Regions from separate parts of the Mus musculus genome. Here region 1 is linked to region 2. Evidence: chromatin loops called from intact Hi-C (ENCODE). Cell type or tissue: gastrocnemius. All regions are shown on one strand. Links, peaks and the distances in the headings refer to the core of each region. The heading gives the core; the rest is flanking DNA.

Region 1 (8,333 bases), core at 198-8,197, 47 kb after region 2:
GTCCCCTGAGCATGCACTTGTGTCTTGCCTTTCTTGACCCTAGGTACTGGCGGAGGACACTGGGCATGCAAGTTCGCTACGCACACCATGAGGACTATCAGTTCTGTTACTCCTTCCGGGGCAGGCCAGGACACAAGCCATCCATCCTTATGCTCCATGGATTCTCCGCACACAAGGACATGTGGCTCAGCGTGGTCAAGGTACACTTCAGACTCTTCTGCCTTAAAGGGAGATGGGTGGGAACACGGTTCAAGTTAAGTCTTAAAATTAACAAAGTATATTATTCAGACCCTTGTATGTGTCACAGAACTAATTTGTTAAAAAACAAAAAACAAACCTGTGTCTCTGGAATCTTCTCACTGTGTGGATATTTTTAGGCAGCGGTAAGGGTGGGAGTGAGCTAACATAGCTCACTCACCTCAGATCCGCTGTGACGCTTGAGGCTGGGTTTTTTCCAAAAGTGTTCTTTTTTTTTTTTTAATTCTACATTTCCTCTCTCCTTTTCCTGTCTATCCCCAAACCCCTCTGCCTACTGTCGTTTGTTCTTTTTTCTTTTCCTTAATCATTTAGAGAAATGATCTAGATCTAGCAGCTTTTCAGAATCCCTTCCCAAGTCACTTTTTGTGCAGTTGACTTGTGTGGCCTCTGTCTGTCCTTTGGAGAGTGACCAGCTGGTGGGGAGGCCGTGGCTGGCACTGGTCTTGAGAGCACAGCATCCTGGATTCCTACTTCAAGGGGGACAGTATCTGAGGGATACGAAGTGCTCCTAGGAAACTGCACATGTCATTGAGTCACCTGTGTTCTCACATGGCATGAGGACAGCCATCTTTCAGCCTTAATGAATCTTCTTTGTCCCTTCTTCAGTAAACATCTCTGATAACTGACATTTCTCAGATTCCTGGCTATAGTTGCTGCATCTTCTAAACAGAGCAGAAAGGAAAGTAATCACCTTAAGAGTTAGTCTCTGATGGAGAAAGAAAAAGTTAGTGGAGACCAGCCTCCTGGTGTTGGGGAAAGCACTGGAGCTGGCCTTCTGGTTCTAAGACAGCAGCCGCATGGCTGGAGGAAGTCAGACACGAGAAAGAGAGGAAGCAGTACTGAGCTATCAGCATTAAGTTTTAAGATGTTGGACCATTGAGATGGCTCGGAGGGAAAAGTGTATCCCCTCCAGTCACCCACTGAGCCTCTTTGCATCTATGCACCAGTCTGGGGCTCCTCTCTTCCCTATGAGGCTGCTGTCTAGACTGATTCATCTAAGTATCATGTAAAACACGTGGAGGCTCAGAAACAATCTTAGTAGCTGTCAGGGTCACTGGGTCCGCGGCGGCTGCCTCCCCAGAGACTCGGGCGGGCAGGCACGGTTTTTGGTAGTTTTTGTAGATCATATACTGACTGTAAGGGTCTGGGCTTTCAGTTCCTTCCGAAGAACCTGCACTTGGTCTGTGTGGACATGCCTGGGCATGAAGGCACCACCCGCTCCTCCCTGGATGACCTGTCCATAGTGGGGCAAGTTAAAAGGATACATCAGGTAAGCAGGGCCCTCCACCCGAAGTCCCACATAGTTTCCTAGCACAGGGAAAGCAGGCAAGAGTTGCACAGCGGCTCATGGCCAGTCCCTAGTATACTTTGTCTCCAAGTGATTGCAAACACAATGGGAGCCTCGGGACATCTCTGGTCATTTGAGGAGGGCCTGAACTTATTACAGATGCTTTTCCTTTAAGCCTATTGAACCTTTTGGTTTTGTATTTTGAAATAGGGCATTGTGTAGACTAAAGATTGCTTTGAACTTCTGATCCTCCTACCCCTACCTCCCAAGTGCAATGATTACAAGACTGTGTGCTAGCAGCCATGTTTTGTGTGGGGTTGGGAATCAAGCCCAGGAAACTGTACATGTTAAGCAAGCACTCTGCCCACTGAGGTCCATCCCCTGCCCATCAGCACCAGCTGCCCATTTGTCCATGAAGAAACATCATCTGCACAGTTTCCCAGGCCTCTGTCAAGCCATGCACTGTCTGCCTGTAGAGGCCTGTTTCTCTGCCTCCATGTGGTTATTGCTGGGAGACTTTGCATGTTATTGTGTTTTAGTTTCCATCTCTGGCCCTCTCCTATAGTTATCACTCATGAGCCCTTGAACCCTTTCTTAAAAGAATAGTTTGTAAGTTTCAAGTTCATATTGGTGTTTTTTCCAAATAAGGATATTTACTTGATAATTTCTGCCTCCACTGTTAAAACTATATGTACACACACACACACACACACACACACACACACACACACACACACGGGATCCCATTACAGATGGTTGTGAGCCACCATGTGGTTGCTGGGAATTAAGCTCAGGACCTCTGGAAGAACAGCCAGTGTTCTTAACCACTGAGCCATCTCTCCAGCCCTGAACTATATATTTTAATGAGAGCTTATTGTCTGGCTCTTTGCTGTATTCTCAGCAGCTAACCATAGTTACTTGCACATAACAAGTACCCAACAAATATTTTTCCAGTGAGGGACATATGTGTAGATGGCTGGATGACTAGCCAGATAGGACTTCAAATTAAGCAGGAGTCATCAAACTATGGCCCCAAGGCTGACACCTACCTTTGTAAACTAAGTCTTCTTGACGCACAGCTGTGATTGGTTGCTTATGTATTTGCCTCTGGCAGCTTTTGTGACATAGTAGCCAAGTTGAGTAATGATACAAAGACCAGCTGACCCATAGAGGGGGAAAAAAAACCATTGACGCCTTGGCCCTTCACAGGATAGTTTATGACCTATTAAGGGAAGCCTCATCATTTGATTATATTTATAAATGACCCAACAGTCACATGTGCCATATAAAGGAAAGTACATATCTGTCACAGGGCTCAACTAGGCAATGGGTCTAATAGCCAGCGTCAGACCCAGGGGAGGGTCCAACCGCATTGAGGGGGGGCGGTGTCTCTACTCTGCGGTGCGTGCTGTAATCACACCTCCTTTTCATTTCTCTTCCTAGTTTGTAGAATGCCTTAAGCTGAACAAAAAGCCCTTTCACCTTATAGGCACCTCCATGGGTGGCCACGTGGCTGGAGTATATGCCGCTTACTACCCATCTGATGTCTGCAGCCTGTCTCTCGTGTGTCCTGCTGGTGAGTTATGTGGCCAAGACAACCTTACCAGTGACTTGAATTTAAAGAAACATCTGTACAGCTTCTACTGTTAGTACTTTTAAAAAGCTATCCTCCTGGTAGATAGACTTCAGAGGCAGGCAACGCTAGATGTTAACTCTGACCAGGTAACAGTTATATTGTGAGAACCATAGCCAAATTGACTTGGCCTGTGTAGCCAGCCCTGTCCCACCGAGAGCTGGAGATGGACGGTGGACATGCGCCCACACTTAGGAACCATCCTGTACCACAGAGTGTTATGAAAACTAATCTCAGATCGAGGTTTCTACCCCGTCTTTATCACTCAGTTCCTAGATAAAAGACTTTAGTATTTATAATAAGCCTTAATTGGCACCTGAGCTGGGCAGATACCTGCCCTCTAAGCTATTACCTCTCTATCCATAACCTCAAGTTAAGCCTTGCCATGTTCTGTGAGGGCGTCTTTACTCTGATTGGCCAGCCCACGCTGCCAGTTCTTATGATCCCTTACCTCATGGTATCTTCCTCTCCTCTCTGCCTTCTCTCTCCCCTCTTGGTCTCTCCCCAGATCCCAAGCCTGGGAATCCAAACCCCACCTATCTCAATTCTGTCCATCTATAGGCTGTAGGCATCTTTATTCACCAATCAGGGATGACTTGGGGGGCAAGGTTACATAGCATCACTTGTCTACCTTCATAGCAGAAGACCAGACCTCTCCACGGAGAGCTGGAGGTGGGCAGTGGACTCACACAGTGCCAGGCAGCACCTGGAGGTGGGCAGTGGGCAGTGGGCAGTGGACTCGCGCAGTGCCAGGCAGCACCTGGTACTCATGACTGTGGTGCTCATGCCGGCTTCCTGCATCTGTTGATCCTCAAGAGCTAACATCTCTTTATAGACTTAATTTCACTTAACCCTGTGAGATGAAGGTACTATTCTACTCTCATTCAAAAGAATGAGCAAAAGCCAAAGATTTCGCTTATTTTAAGATTTTTTCATGATTTTTATCAGTATGTGTTTATTGTGCTGAGTTTATAGAAACCTTTTAATCTAAGGTGTCATGAACATTGACCATGGTTATCCTAAATCCCTATGTCCACCCCTCACCAGTCCCCTTCTTGTTCCTAAATAGTCACATGATGACAACTTTATAGAAAGTCAGTGGACTTTAGCTTCTCTGCTTATCTTTGTATGAGTATATTTTTACGTGTTCAAACACACACGCGCACACACACATCTTACAAGAGTTTGAGCTGTAACTCCAGAAATTACTACCTCAAATTGGAGTTTTTAATTTATTTTTCTCCCATAAGTCTTTAAACTTAGATTACTAGCACAAGGTAGATAAATAGTAATTTTACTCTCTCCAACTTGCATTATTTACACATAGTAAAGTAGGATTTGTTTGTTTGTTTTGACAGAGTATGTCTACTTAGTCAAAATTAGCCTTGAACTTGTTATCCTGGCTCAGCTTTCTGAGTTCCAGAAAGTTCATGAGCCACATGTTGAGAAGCGTTGTCTTATATGATGCGCTGAAACCTAGTCATCAGCTGCGCACTTATAACTCTTACTGAAGCTAAACTAAATCGACCTTTAAAACCTTTCAGCGTGGTGGTGGGATAGTTCAGTGGTTAGAGCACTACCTGCTCTTCCAGAGGTCCTGAGTTCAATACCCAGCATATAGATGGCTCATGACTATCTATAAAGAGATCTGGCGCCCTCTTCTGGCATGTAAGTGTACATACAGACAGGACGTTCCTACATTTAAAAACATATATACATAAATTGCAAAAAAAAACCAAAACCTTCAGCGAGGGGCTGGAGAGATGGCTCTGAGATTAAGAGCACTGGCTGCTCTTTGAGAGGAGCCTGGTTCAATACCCAGTATTCATGTGGCAGCTTATAACTGTCTCTAATTCCAGTTCCAGGGGACCCAACACCCTCACACAGACATGCATGCAATATATACACGAAATAAAAATTATGAAATGTGATCATTTGCAGGCCTGTTAAGGGCATTGAACTCAGACAATCCCCAGTGTGTCTTCTCTTCTCCCTTTTCTCAGCACCGGCTCTGAAATCAGTTGCTCCTTTAACCGTAAAGTTTGAGGACTGAAGGGGCAGCCCCTAGAGAAGGTGATTCCCCTTCCTGGTAAAGGTCAGCCCTGGGCTGTCTTTCCGTCATGTTTCCTTCCATCTGGTTGAGCAGTGCGTGCCTGCAGCTTCCCACTCTCCAGCTCATCCCGCTGTATGCAATGCAGGTTCTGATTCCAGAGGCTAAGCCTGGGTTTCTGTCTCTCATGTTAGTCTGTGGCCACAGTGTGTGCAGTCAGTCCCAAAATACAATGTTTTAATCCAGACTAGCTTAGAATTCATTATGTAGCCCATGCTAGCATTGAACTTGTGATTCTCCTGTCTCTGCCTCCGGAGGCATCTATGTCCCACCAAACTTAACTCTCTATGTTTCTCAAAATATGATGTTTCCTTTGAGCAGTGGTGCCAGTCCCAGTGAGAAAGGGTCATTCAGCCAGTGCTCCTGGTGACTGACTCCTGACACATTAATCTGGGTTTGTCATTGGTTGGGCGTTTGCCTGGGGCGTGGTAAGAAGGTAGGTGTGTCATTGGGCTCTTCTGTTTTGCATCTCAGGCCTGCAGTACTCAACTGACAATCCTTTTGTACAACGGCTCAAAGAGCTGGAGGAGTCAGCTGCCATTCAGAAGATTCCCTTGATCCCATCCACCCCGGAAGAGATGAGTGAGATGCTGCAGCTCTGCTCCTATGTCCGCTTCAAGGTGCCCCAGCAGGTATGGCGTCTCGGCCACTCCCTTGCCGTCCCTGCAGCACGCCCACCCAGACACACACATCCTCTTGCATCTACCATCCTGCCTGCCTCATTGTTTTCAATGTAGCTTACCTGTGATATGTCAGACACTGTGCTGAACACTGTGGTAAGTACATAGCACAGGGACTTCCCTGGGCAGAAACAGTCCAGTGCAGTAGGTAGACATTAATAGACAAAACGACAAATTGAAATGAGTTTTAGAGGTAAAATGAAGACTTATACATTGAAAAACAATTTTTTTAATAAATCCAAAAGGCTTTTCATCTATGAGAGTTATATTTGTTGATATTGAAACTCAAAAAAATTTAACATAGGGCTGGAGAGATGGCTCAGCAGTTAAGAACACTGTCTGCTCTTCCAGAGGTCCTGAGTTCAATTCCCAGCAATCACATGGTGGCTCACAACCATCAGTAATGAGATCTGGTGCCCTTTTCTGGTGTGTCTGAAGACAGCTACAGTGTACTTATATATAATAAATAAATCTTTTTAAAAATTAAAAATAGGCTGGGCGGTGGTGGTACACGCCTTTAATCCCAGCACTTGGGAGGCAGAGGCAGGCGGATTTCTGAGTTCGAGGCCAGCCTGGTCTACAGAGTGAGTTCCAGGACAGCCAGGGCTATACAGAGAAACCCTGTCTTGAAAACCAAAAAAAAAAAAAAAAAAAAAAAAAAAAATTAAAAATAAAAATAAGACAAACAACAAAGTTTTAACATAAACAGATATGATATCTCATGTTATATAGTATGCTTAAGAGAATATAGGTGAAAGGCAATGACATTGAGCATCATTGAGTATGAGTACAACATGACCTCATGGTCTCCTCAGACCTGCCCCCAGATATTGTAGGTCTCTATAGTTTATGGGAATGAATCTATGTTTTTTCTAAGCATAGTAGGGGAGCCACTGAAAGACTGTAGGGGACACAAATAGAAACAGGGCTACCTAGGATATTCTTTGGCTTAGAGATGATGGTCCAGACTGAGGTAGGAGCCCTAAAGATGAGGGCTAAGGTGTGGTTTGAGGAAGGATGGGTAAAACAGGACAACATGTGTAGAGTTCCATTTGGATGTATGAAGTTCAGATTGCATTTGAGCCCTCCAAAGGGATATGTCCAGTAGGCAACTAGACACTTAAGTGATGCAAACTGAAGTCTGGCCTGAAGGCAAAGCAGGAGCTATCCACAGAGGACACAGTTGAGGGTCATAGGTCTGAATGAGATCCTTGAAGAAGAGGTGTGGAGAGGAAAGCCGACAGCTTGGGGCCCATGGACTAGGTTATCTCCTGTGTTGGAAGCATGGAACCCTGACTGGGCGGGTGGGGTCCTCTTAGGCTGTGAGAATGGACAGTTATTCAGACTTTGAACCATGACTCAGTAAGTGCGGCCTATATCTGGGGAAGCAGCCATATCTGTTTCTGAGGTGAACTCTGTCCTCGATACCTTTTTAGTCAGAAAGTGTCATTGTCCTCTGCCCACTATGACGTGTTTGGAATGTAGCGGCCAAAGGAGACTCCATGCCTTTCCCTGTCAGGGATAAAAACCCTGAGAGGAAATACTGTTAGTTAGCTTCAGAAGCTTTTCTTTCCCGGGAGGGCAGGGCCGCCTAGCACTGAACCCATTAGGCCATCTTGTGGTTGTGGTTGTGTTTGTTCACGCATCTCCTGCTGGATGCTCTGTAAGATCAGGCCTGTCTGTCTCCAGCCTTTAGGAGTGTGCCTTCACAAAGAAGGTCCTACTTAGAAGATTGTATGGATGGTGGATCTGAGAGGAGGCCATAGTGTCAGCGATGGTGGATTGGTAGGTACAGGTTAGGTAGCTATGTGAGTTGATACATGTGTATGCTTATATGATTTAAGGCTACAGAATGGTGGGTGGGTGGATACAGGGATGGATTTATTGAACACAATATATATATATTTCAGGGAAAGAGGAATTGAGTAATTAAGCAAAGTTGGAGACAGATGGGTAGATGCATGGATCCTGGTTGGACAGAGGAAAAACTTAAATGTCTGCCTCAGAGCACAGTGCTGTTAAATAGTCATCACCCTCACCCCTGGGCTTCCCCCTTCAAAACCTCTCAGATTCCAGTCATGCATTAGAGAGCTGATCCAGTCCAAAGCAGCCATGGTCCATATGCTAGCTGTCTGCCATCGTGGGAAAATACTCAATCTCACCATGGGTTCAGGGGGTTCATCCCGTTGTCTCTTGACCCCTTCCCTGCAGGCATACCATCAGTCAATACAGCATGGCGGGAAGCATGGGATAGACCACAGATGCTCATCTCATGGTGGACAGGAAGTGGGCAGGGATGAGCCAGGGTCCCAGTGTATCACTCAGAAGTGTATCACCAATGACCTGCTTCCTCCATGTAGGCCC
Region 2 (8,333 bases), core at 63-8,062:
CACACACTGGGACCTTTGGTGCTGCTGCTGTTACTGGTAGAGGTGGTGGTGGTGGTGTGTGTGTCATGTTGTGCTAAGATAGGGTCTTGTGTAGACCAGGCTGACCTTTAATCTACTCTACAGCCAACAATGACCTTGAACTTTGGACCCTCTTACCTGTACCTCCCCAGTACTGAGATTGCAGGTGTTGGACGCCATGCCTGGTTTGTGCAGGGCTGAGGATAGAACTCTGGACTTCATAAAAAGCAAGCATCCTACCAAAGGAAGCAAACCCCAATCCCACTCTGTTTTGTTTGTTTTTAAGTACTAGCCACCCCACAGAGTCCCAGGATCAAAACCCATGGGACAGAGAGTCAGTTGGCTCCAGAAAACTATAAGCAGCTTTCCCAGACAGGTCATATTGCCCAAGGACAGAAATATTCGTAAAGGGAGACAGAGCAGAACTGAGAGTTGGGGAATCAATGGGGGAGAGGGATGAAGGGATTAAAGGATGAAAGGAGAGAGACAGCAAGGGAAGAATGAAGAAGGGAGAAAGAGAGAGAACGCAGGAGGGAGGGGAGGAGGGAGGGAGAGAGCGCCAGGAGGGGGCTCCCCTGCTTCACCAAGATTATGAAGAGGAGGCAGGCAGGGCTGCCCCAGCTCCCTCACCACCAGCCCCTGGAGCTCCCCAGCACCTCATAGCCCTTCTGAGTTCATTCTCTTCAACAGCCCTTGCTTGAAAAGTTGACAAATGAGACTATGTATTTACAGTGACTGACACAGACATTCAGTATGTTCAATTAAAACCGTCAGAACAGCAGCCGGTACCTGGAACTGACTGCCAGCCAGACTCTGGCAAGAGCATCACATTTACCTGCTCAAGCAAACTTGCAACACCCCCGAGGGAAGCACAGATCCACCCAGTCTGAAGATGGAACAGAGAATACCCAGAGCTGAGTGATGATGGTAATGGAGTGACCATCATCATTAGCCACCTTCTAAGCCTGTCCTTACCTCCCCCTCACCTCCAGGGCAACTTCAGACCCCTGGAGTCCACAGCTGGGAGAAGGTGCGAGTGGTGTCCAGGACAGGAACATGACTCACCTTCACAATGATATCCATGGCTTCATGGTTTTCCTTCTTGCTCGCTCCAAAGGACCTCACATTGAAGGAGCAGAGCCTTAGGGCCAGGGTGTCATGGAGGGCAAGGATGAAGAGCAGCAGGGAGGCCAGGCGTGGGGAAGCTGGGTGCAGGGACATCTTTGCACTCCTGGGACTTCAGGCTGGATGAAGACAGTGCCTGGCTCACTGACTTATAAAGCAGGCTGATAACAGGAATTACTGGATCCCTCTAGGTCACTTTCACTTCTCTGAGGAACTCACCATCACGCGTTTCAATCCCCAAGGAAATGAAGGTAATGGGTTAGCCATTAGAGAGGCCTCTGGTTTTCTTGTCCTCATGAGGAAAACGTCATGCTGCATTTACAAACCAGCCTCCTTAAAAGCCACTCATAATCTCAGTGGGCAGGGGTGGGGTGGGGTTAGCTCTGATCTCTAGGCATGTCTCCTGTGGTAGCCATGGGCCTCTCCCTGAGAGTTGATGAGCTTGGCAATGTTCACACAGAAGGAACTGGACTGGTGGAGCCACCTGCTGGGGGACAAAGACCTGGTGAACAGTCACCACTGGACACATCTATGCAGTGTCTCCTTAGCAGTCCCCGTGGGTGCATAAGGTCAGGTTTAGTTTGAATTCAGTGAAGCAAGGATACCTTGGCATCTGAGGAAGGTGAGGTGGAGATCCCAGGAGCAGAAGCGTCACAGGCTGAGGCCCTCAGAGGCAGCAGAGATAAAGAGCCAGCAGGAAAGTCCCAGGGTGGGCAGGGCTGGGTCGTGTGACCCAAACAGGTGTTTCCAGTGTCTGACGCAGCTGTGCGAAGCAATGTGTGAGCAGCCAGACAGCAATCCTGCGACATGCACACACTACTGTGTCATCACATCTCATCAGCAGCTTCAGGCTTGCGGTGAGAAGCACAAGCTAACGTTGTGTAATTCTAGCAAAACTCATGTGTGTAAACCAAAGCACCAGGGATGGGGTGGTGGAGCCGCACCCACGTTCCAGATCCTACAAAGCTGATTGGCTAATACCACCGCTCTGACTGAAAACTCAAATTCTCCTGCAGCCATCTTCAGCGCCCTTTAAAGGCCACCCATTGCCAACACCTGTGCTTGACCTCACATCCTGTGACAGTCAGGTAAACCCCTGTTGGAATACATGGGCAGAGCCCTAGCTCCCTCTAACCAGGAATCCAAGAATGTCATCAGGTGGCAACTAAGGCCAATAACATGGGTTTTTCTGCTTTGTTGAAGCCACCTACCTGGTATTCCCACCAATGTTTTCTTTTGTTTTGTTCCTATAAAAACATCCTGAAACTAGGGGCTGTAGAGATGGCTCAGAGCTTAAGAGCACCGAATGATCTTTCAGAGGGTGCCAATTCAACTCCCAGCACCCACATGGCCATTCATCATGGTCTGGAACTCTAGTTCAAGGGGTCCTCTTCTGGCCTCCACAGACACCAGGCATGCACAGGGTGCCAGACACCCATGCAGACAAAACACCCATACGCATAAACAAGCAAACAGAACCCCAAGATGTTATCGTGTAGAAACTCAGTATCTGGGAAGCCTAAATTTATGCTTCTAGGCCACCATCATTCATATCTGGTTCTCTTAGTCCCTATTCTCTCACAGTGGGAGCTGTATTCTTGTGGACCCCTTTGTACCAGCTGATGAAACAGGCTCTCAGTTTCAGCCCCACAGGACAGAGTATACGCAGGCTGTACTTGCACTGAAGAGAACCACCATAGGAAGAGAAGGCTCACGTGTCATGCTTTCAAAATTCTTTGAAATTTCCTTTTTCTCCTTCTCTTTTTCTGAAACAGGACCCCTAGCTCAGACTGACCTCAAACTCCGTATGTAGCCAAAAATAACGTTGAACTTCGGATTCTCCTGCCTTCACCTTCTGAGGGCCCCTGCTCCCCCTTCTTGTGCTTTGGGAGGTCAAACCCACAGCCCCAAGCATGCTAGCAAGCATCCAACCAAGCAAACGACCTCTCCATCCCCTTAGGGGCTCTTGTTTGGCAGAACGGCCATATTTCTTGGTAGGTGCTCCAGATCATGCACACTTCCTCTCCCACTGCCTCCCTCTCGCCCCTTCCACTCCTCACCCCTGCTTCCAGCCCCAGGTGTAACACCCCCCTAACACTAGATCAGTCTAGTTGAGAATGTTGGTGTGGAGGTCAGAGCAAGTGTGCTTCCAGTTACTGGCTGTTCAACCACACACAAATAACTAAACCTCTGTGACCGTTCCCTCACTTTAAAAATGGGCAATATTTGCTCCCATATAGTACAGCTGTGAAAGTTAGTTTTTAACTAAAACGCTAACTTAGCACAATGCCTAGCCTTTCATCTGTGTGAACAAAATATTGTTATCTGTGAACTGGAGAGCCAGTCCAGTGGTCAAGAGAACTTGCTATGCAAGCATGGATTTGACTTGGGAGCCCAGCACCTGTGTAATAACTTGGGCGTGGTTTTTTTTGTTTTTGTTTTTTTGTTTTTTTGTTTTTTCGAGACAGGGTTCCTCTGTATATCCCTGGCTGTCCTGGAAGTCACTTTGTAGACCAAGCTGGCCTCGAACTCAGAAATTTGCCTGCCTCTGCCTCCCGAGTGCTAGGATTAAAGGCGTGGTCCACTAAGCCCGCCTGACTGGGCGTGGTCTCATATATACCTATAGCCCCAGGGTTGTGAGGGATGGAGACAGGGACTTGTTGGCTGTCAGTCTAGCCAAAAACTGTGAGCACTCCAGGCTCAGTGAGCCCCTGCCTCAAAGGAATAAGGTGAAGAGTGGTCCAGGCAGACACTGGACACACTCTTTGGCCCTCCACATCTATTGACACACACACACATGAGCCCATGCTGCACTCACCACACTCATCACATATGCAACACGGGGGGGGGGGGGGGAGTTGGGGGGAGGGAGGGAGGGAGGGAGGGAGGGAGAATTGGAGAAGCAGTTTCTAAAATATCATAGGAAAAGCATTGCTATTTCTAGTTTTCAGATGAAGGAACAGAAAGTCAGAGACAAGACATTGCGTTGAGCCCAGCCATTGGTTATGGTGTGACATCGAAGACTTTCATTTGCTTTCTCAAAACGAATTCTCTTGGCTAATTCTTTGTTTATAGGTACAAAAAGACCCGTATAACTTCAGACTTTGCCTGACCAGTCTGTGACTTGGAGCTGGTGATGTTGCAATGCATAGATTATTAGATCTGCCAGGCTGGGCTAGGGAGAGGCCAACAAGATGCTGGTTTGGGGTACAAATTTCAAGGTAATGCCAAACAAATTAAAAAATCAAGGTAATTTCATTACATATTTTGTAAAAATCAAAATTTATTAAAAAAAAACCATAGTGAACAGAGTATCGATCTTAAATAAGGGCACAAATGGGACCTTGCTTTGGCGTGACTCTATCTTCTTCATTTCGCATTAATTCCGCAGCTGGCATCTCATTCCGGAGTTCCGCGTTGGCCCTTCAGGGTAGAAACTAGAGGAAGCAGCGCCCTCGTCTGGCAGGTGGGAGCACGGTTTCTTGGCTGATGAGCTGGCTGTGCCTTCGCGTCTCCCCCCTCAGTGCTAAACACTGTCCCTCAGATTTTAATCAAAAGAGCGCAGTCGGTCAAACGATACCATTGCAGCTCTTTCTCCAGTTCCTCCCTCTGGCAGCTCTTCTCTCTCACTTTCCTCCCTCCATTGCTCTTCTCTCACAGCTTTCTTGCAAACAAACAGGGCAAGGCCTCTGGAGATACTAAAGCAGCTTGTTGGCATCAAGCTGACCTTCCCAGCCTGACCACAAGAGGGCGCTGTGAGGGCCTGGAAGCAGAGGTACGCTAAAAATTATGAAGTTCTTTCACCTACCTACAATTATCTTCTTACCTTGAAATAATCCCAAATGTACATACAAATCTCAAAAACGGTGAGAAGAAATCATATACTCTACCTAACCTTTCCTTTTTGCTAGCTGCTCTGTGTACAAGTTTTTCAATTCAGGTGCAGGATTCAGACAGTGTGACTTTTTACCCTTAAACATCAGGGTGCATGACCCAGGAACAAGTATGTTTTCTTTATATCCAGATGAGTATTACCAAAACCAGGTTTAACAATGATACAGTATTGTTACCTAATCTATAATATTACTCCGGTTTTGCCAGCCAGTTTAGTAATGTCCTTCATAGTACCCCCCGTCCCCCGGGATCCCATCTAAATTACGCATCTGTGTAGCAGTCTTGCCTTGGGTCCCCTCTAATGTCACAACTGCGCACTGGCATTCCTGACAAGCCAGGCTCGCCACCTGTCCTCAATGGGCCTTAAAGAGAAGTGAAAGTGAAAAGCAGAGAAAGGAGATCCCTTCAGTTGGTCACACTGGGAAGAGGGACAACTAGGACAGTGACTACCTGGAAGGCAAAAGATATGCATCATTAACAGTGCAGGCTAGCCAGGTGGTGGTGGTGCACGCCTTTAATTCCAGCACTCGGGAGGCAGAGGCAGGCGGATTTCTGAGTTCGAGGCCAACCTGGTCTACAAAGTGAATTCCAGGACAGCCAGGGCTATACAGAGAAACCCTGTCTCAAAAAAGCCAAACCAAAAAAAACCAACCAACCAACCAAACAAACAAACAAACAAACAAACAAAAAAAAAACCAGTGCAGGCTAAGGTCTGACCCTGCCTGTCACAGATGCATCACTGTCTAGTCTGATCTGAAAAGTGGTCCCACATTTTGTCAGAACTCCATGAAATCACTTCCTGGGAGGCAAGTCGCCCCCCTCTGCCTGACAGGAGACTGGTCTGACAGTATTTCCCTTAGAACATCTTTATTCTCACTCGAACATTATATGACCCCTCCCTCCATCATAACTTTGACTATCTGAAAGCACACAGTCCAATTATATAGTAAAAGCTCTCTGAATGTGTCTAGCTCTCTCTCTCTCTCTCTCTCTCCCCCCCCTTCTCCCTTCCTCCCCCTCCCCCACTTTTTTTCTGGTCTCAGGTAGCCTAGGCTGACTTTAAACTTGCCATTCTCCTGTCTCAATGTTTCCTGTACTGGAATTACAGGTATGTGCCACCGTGCTTGTCTAGAAATAATTCTGTGAGTCACTGTGATGGCCTTTGTGTATGGTAGCGGTTCTAGAAGAGTGTTTTTGGTGGTAATCACTGCCAAATGACAGAGCCAGGAGCGTTTCCCTCAGAAGCTCCTGGTTTGTGTTAGGGTAAGAAGCTCCATTTTGATTCTGACGAGTTTCAAATACACAGAAACACCAAGCTCTCTGGACACCCAGACTGTGGCATAGGGGTCCCCAGTGGATTATGAGTCATGTTCTCGGAGCATCATATCTTCTTCTGAGTCATCCTACATTAGGCTTCCATAGGTTAATCCATCAGAAGCCACACCAGCTGAAAAGGCAGAGTAGGAAAGCAGGTTGGAGCAGCTGTCAAACCTCAACTAAATGGTGACTCACAAGTGACTCTCCAGGTGGGAATGACACTCTAAGACAGGGAATTCCTCTGTAGAGGAGAGCCTCCGAAGAGGCCCCCAGACCAAACTTAGATGCAGGTCAGTGCCATTCCAGTCCATAGTGTTCTGATTTAAGACATCAGCTCTGGACACTTTGACACGAGTAGTTCTTGATGTGGTATGTGGAATCATTGTACACAGTGGGGCTTTCCAGACACTTTCTCAACAGTTTGCCCTCACAAGGGTGGAGGTTGCGTTACGGAATATGATTGATAGAACTGTGTTAAGAGGTGGTGGAACCATTAAAACAAGATTAATGACTAAGAGGGAGCAGTCCTCTTCTACAGGACTGGGCTTGTTCTAGCAAGAACGACACATTAAGCCAGGTGTGATGTCACATGCCTGTCATCCCAGGACTCCACAGGTGTACGCAGGTTGAGTGAGACAGTCTAAGCTACATGGAAGACTATCTCACCTCCAGGTTGTTACAAACCAATCCTCCCACTGGGTTCTGCTTTCTTCTCACTCTGCTTCTTCCTCCCCATGTTTTCTGCAATGTGTTGAAGCAGTCAGTAGCACACAGCACCTCCCTGACCGGACCTTCCAGCCTTCTGAGCCGAGAGACAAGATGAACCTAGTTTTGTTGTTGGTGGTGGTGGTGGTGATGGTGGAATTGTTTATTTGTTTTGTTTTGTCTTGTATTTGTTTCATTTTCAAGACAGGCTTTTCTCTGTATAACAGCCCTACATTTCCTAGCTATATGTATATAACTAGCTCTGTAGACCAGAACTGGCCTGGAACGCACAGAGATCCACCTGCCTCTGTCTCCTGAATGCTGGGATTAAAGTCAAGCAGCCACCACACCTGGCTCTTGTTTCTTTATAAATCAGCCCAGTATTCTGTTATACCAACAGAACTCAGACTAAGAAAAGCATGAAAGGATGACCAAAATGCCTTCTGCCTTAACTCAGAGTTAAGGAATTAATGGGCTTGTCTTCAGTTTCACTGAGTTTTCTGGGTCTCTGAAATATCTGTATCCAATGGCCAAAAGTCAGTCACAAATTTGAATTGCCACACTAAATCTCTAGCTCAAATCGCCTTGCGTCCCATTGGCTACTTTAGACTTTCCAGTTTGCCCAAGCGTGATATCAACTCAGTCCCTAGGGTACTAGTTTTGCAACACTAAATAAACAAGTCACAGGCAAATCGGAATTAATTGATCATTCTGGCATTAGGGTTAGGTTAGGACGCAGAGGATGGGCAAGCAAGAAGTAGTAGACATAATATTTATTTTACCTAAGAATTTCTTAACATGGATAAATGTAAGAGGTAAATGCTATACTGTCCCTATTGTATAGTAGGGTATAAGCTGGAGCTGAGAGAGAGTAGACAAATTCTCAGAGTGTCCATTGAGTGATCGGCAGAATTGACATGCCAGAGACCAACCAGTGCCCTCATCCTTTGCTTTGCATTGCCCTAAGGAGCTCCTGTGTAAAGGTGGTACAGAGAAAGTCCAGAAACTGTATTTAGAATTAATTCTGGGACTAAAAGCCAATTCTCTACAGAAAGTCAGTGGAAGCTGTTTCCATGGAGACCCACTCACATCCAACCTAGCTGTGTTCAAATGTAGCCGCAATGGTGAGGAGGCGTCGTCACTAAAATGAGGTGCATTTCCAACAGTCCCCCCAGTTTCTCCAATGTCTCCCACAGGTTGTGAATTCAGTGGAGTCTTTACCTCAGCCTGCAGCATGTGTCTCACAAAGCCTCGGAGGTCCTCCAGAGCGCCAG

The links. A loop is a pair of places that touch in the nucleus more often than their neighbours do. Peaks named below come from ENCODE experiments on the same cell type or tissue, not always from the same donor. Only the 100,000 strongest peaks of a DNase experiment are listed, where the experiment ranks them.
Region 1: a loop joins it to region 2, with 1.9 times the contacts of the local background. A loop is called at or near these places in 23 of 42 quality-filtered maps.

The regions. Positions count from the first base shown.
Region 1 is chr14:8,039,705-8,048,037 of GRCm38, forward strand. Abhd6 (abhydrolase domain containing 6) reads left to right here. Exons shown (of 9, transcript NM_025341.4): 3 at 44-200; 4 at 1,415-1,528; 5 at 2,990-3,122; 6 at 5,764-5,921. Among named protein-coding and RNA genes, the nearest start is that of Gm41094, 12 kb to the right of the region's middle. In gastrocnemius, for the core only: a CTCF peak has its summit at 4,842 (motif pointing left); a DNase peak (open chromatin) is centred at 4,790; H3K27ac peaks cover 776 bases.
Region 2 is chr14:7,992,747-8,001,079 of GRCm38, forward strand. Dnase1l3 (deoxyribonuclease 1-like 3) reads right to left here and starts at 1,436. Exons shown (of 8, transcript NM_007870.3): 1 at 1,084-1,436. The coding sequence starts at 1,239. In gastrocnemius, for the core only: CTCF peaks have their summits at 1,639 (motif pointing left) and 4,832; DNase peaks (open chromatin) are centred at 1,659, 3,145, 4,604, 4,857 and 1 more place; H3K4me3 peaks cover 527 bases; H3K27ac peaks cover 441 bases.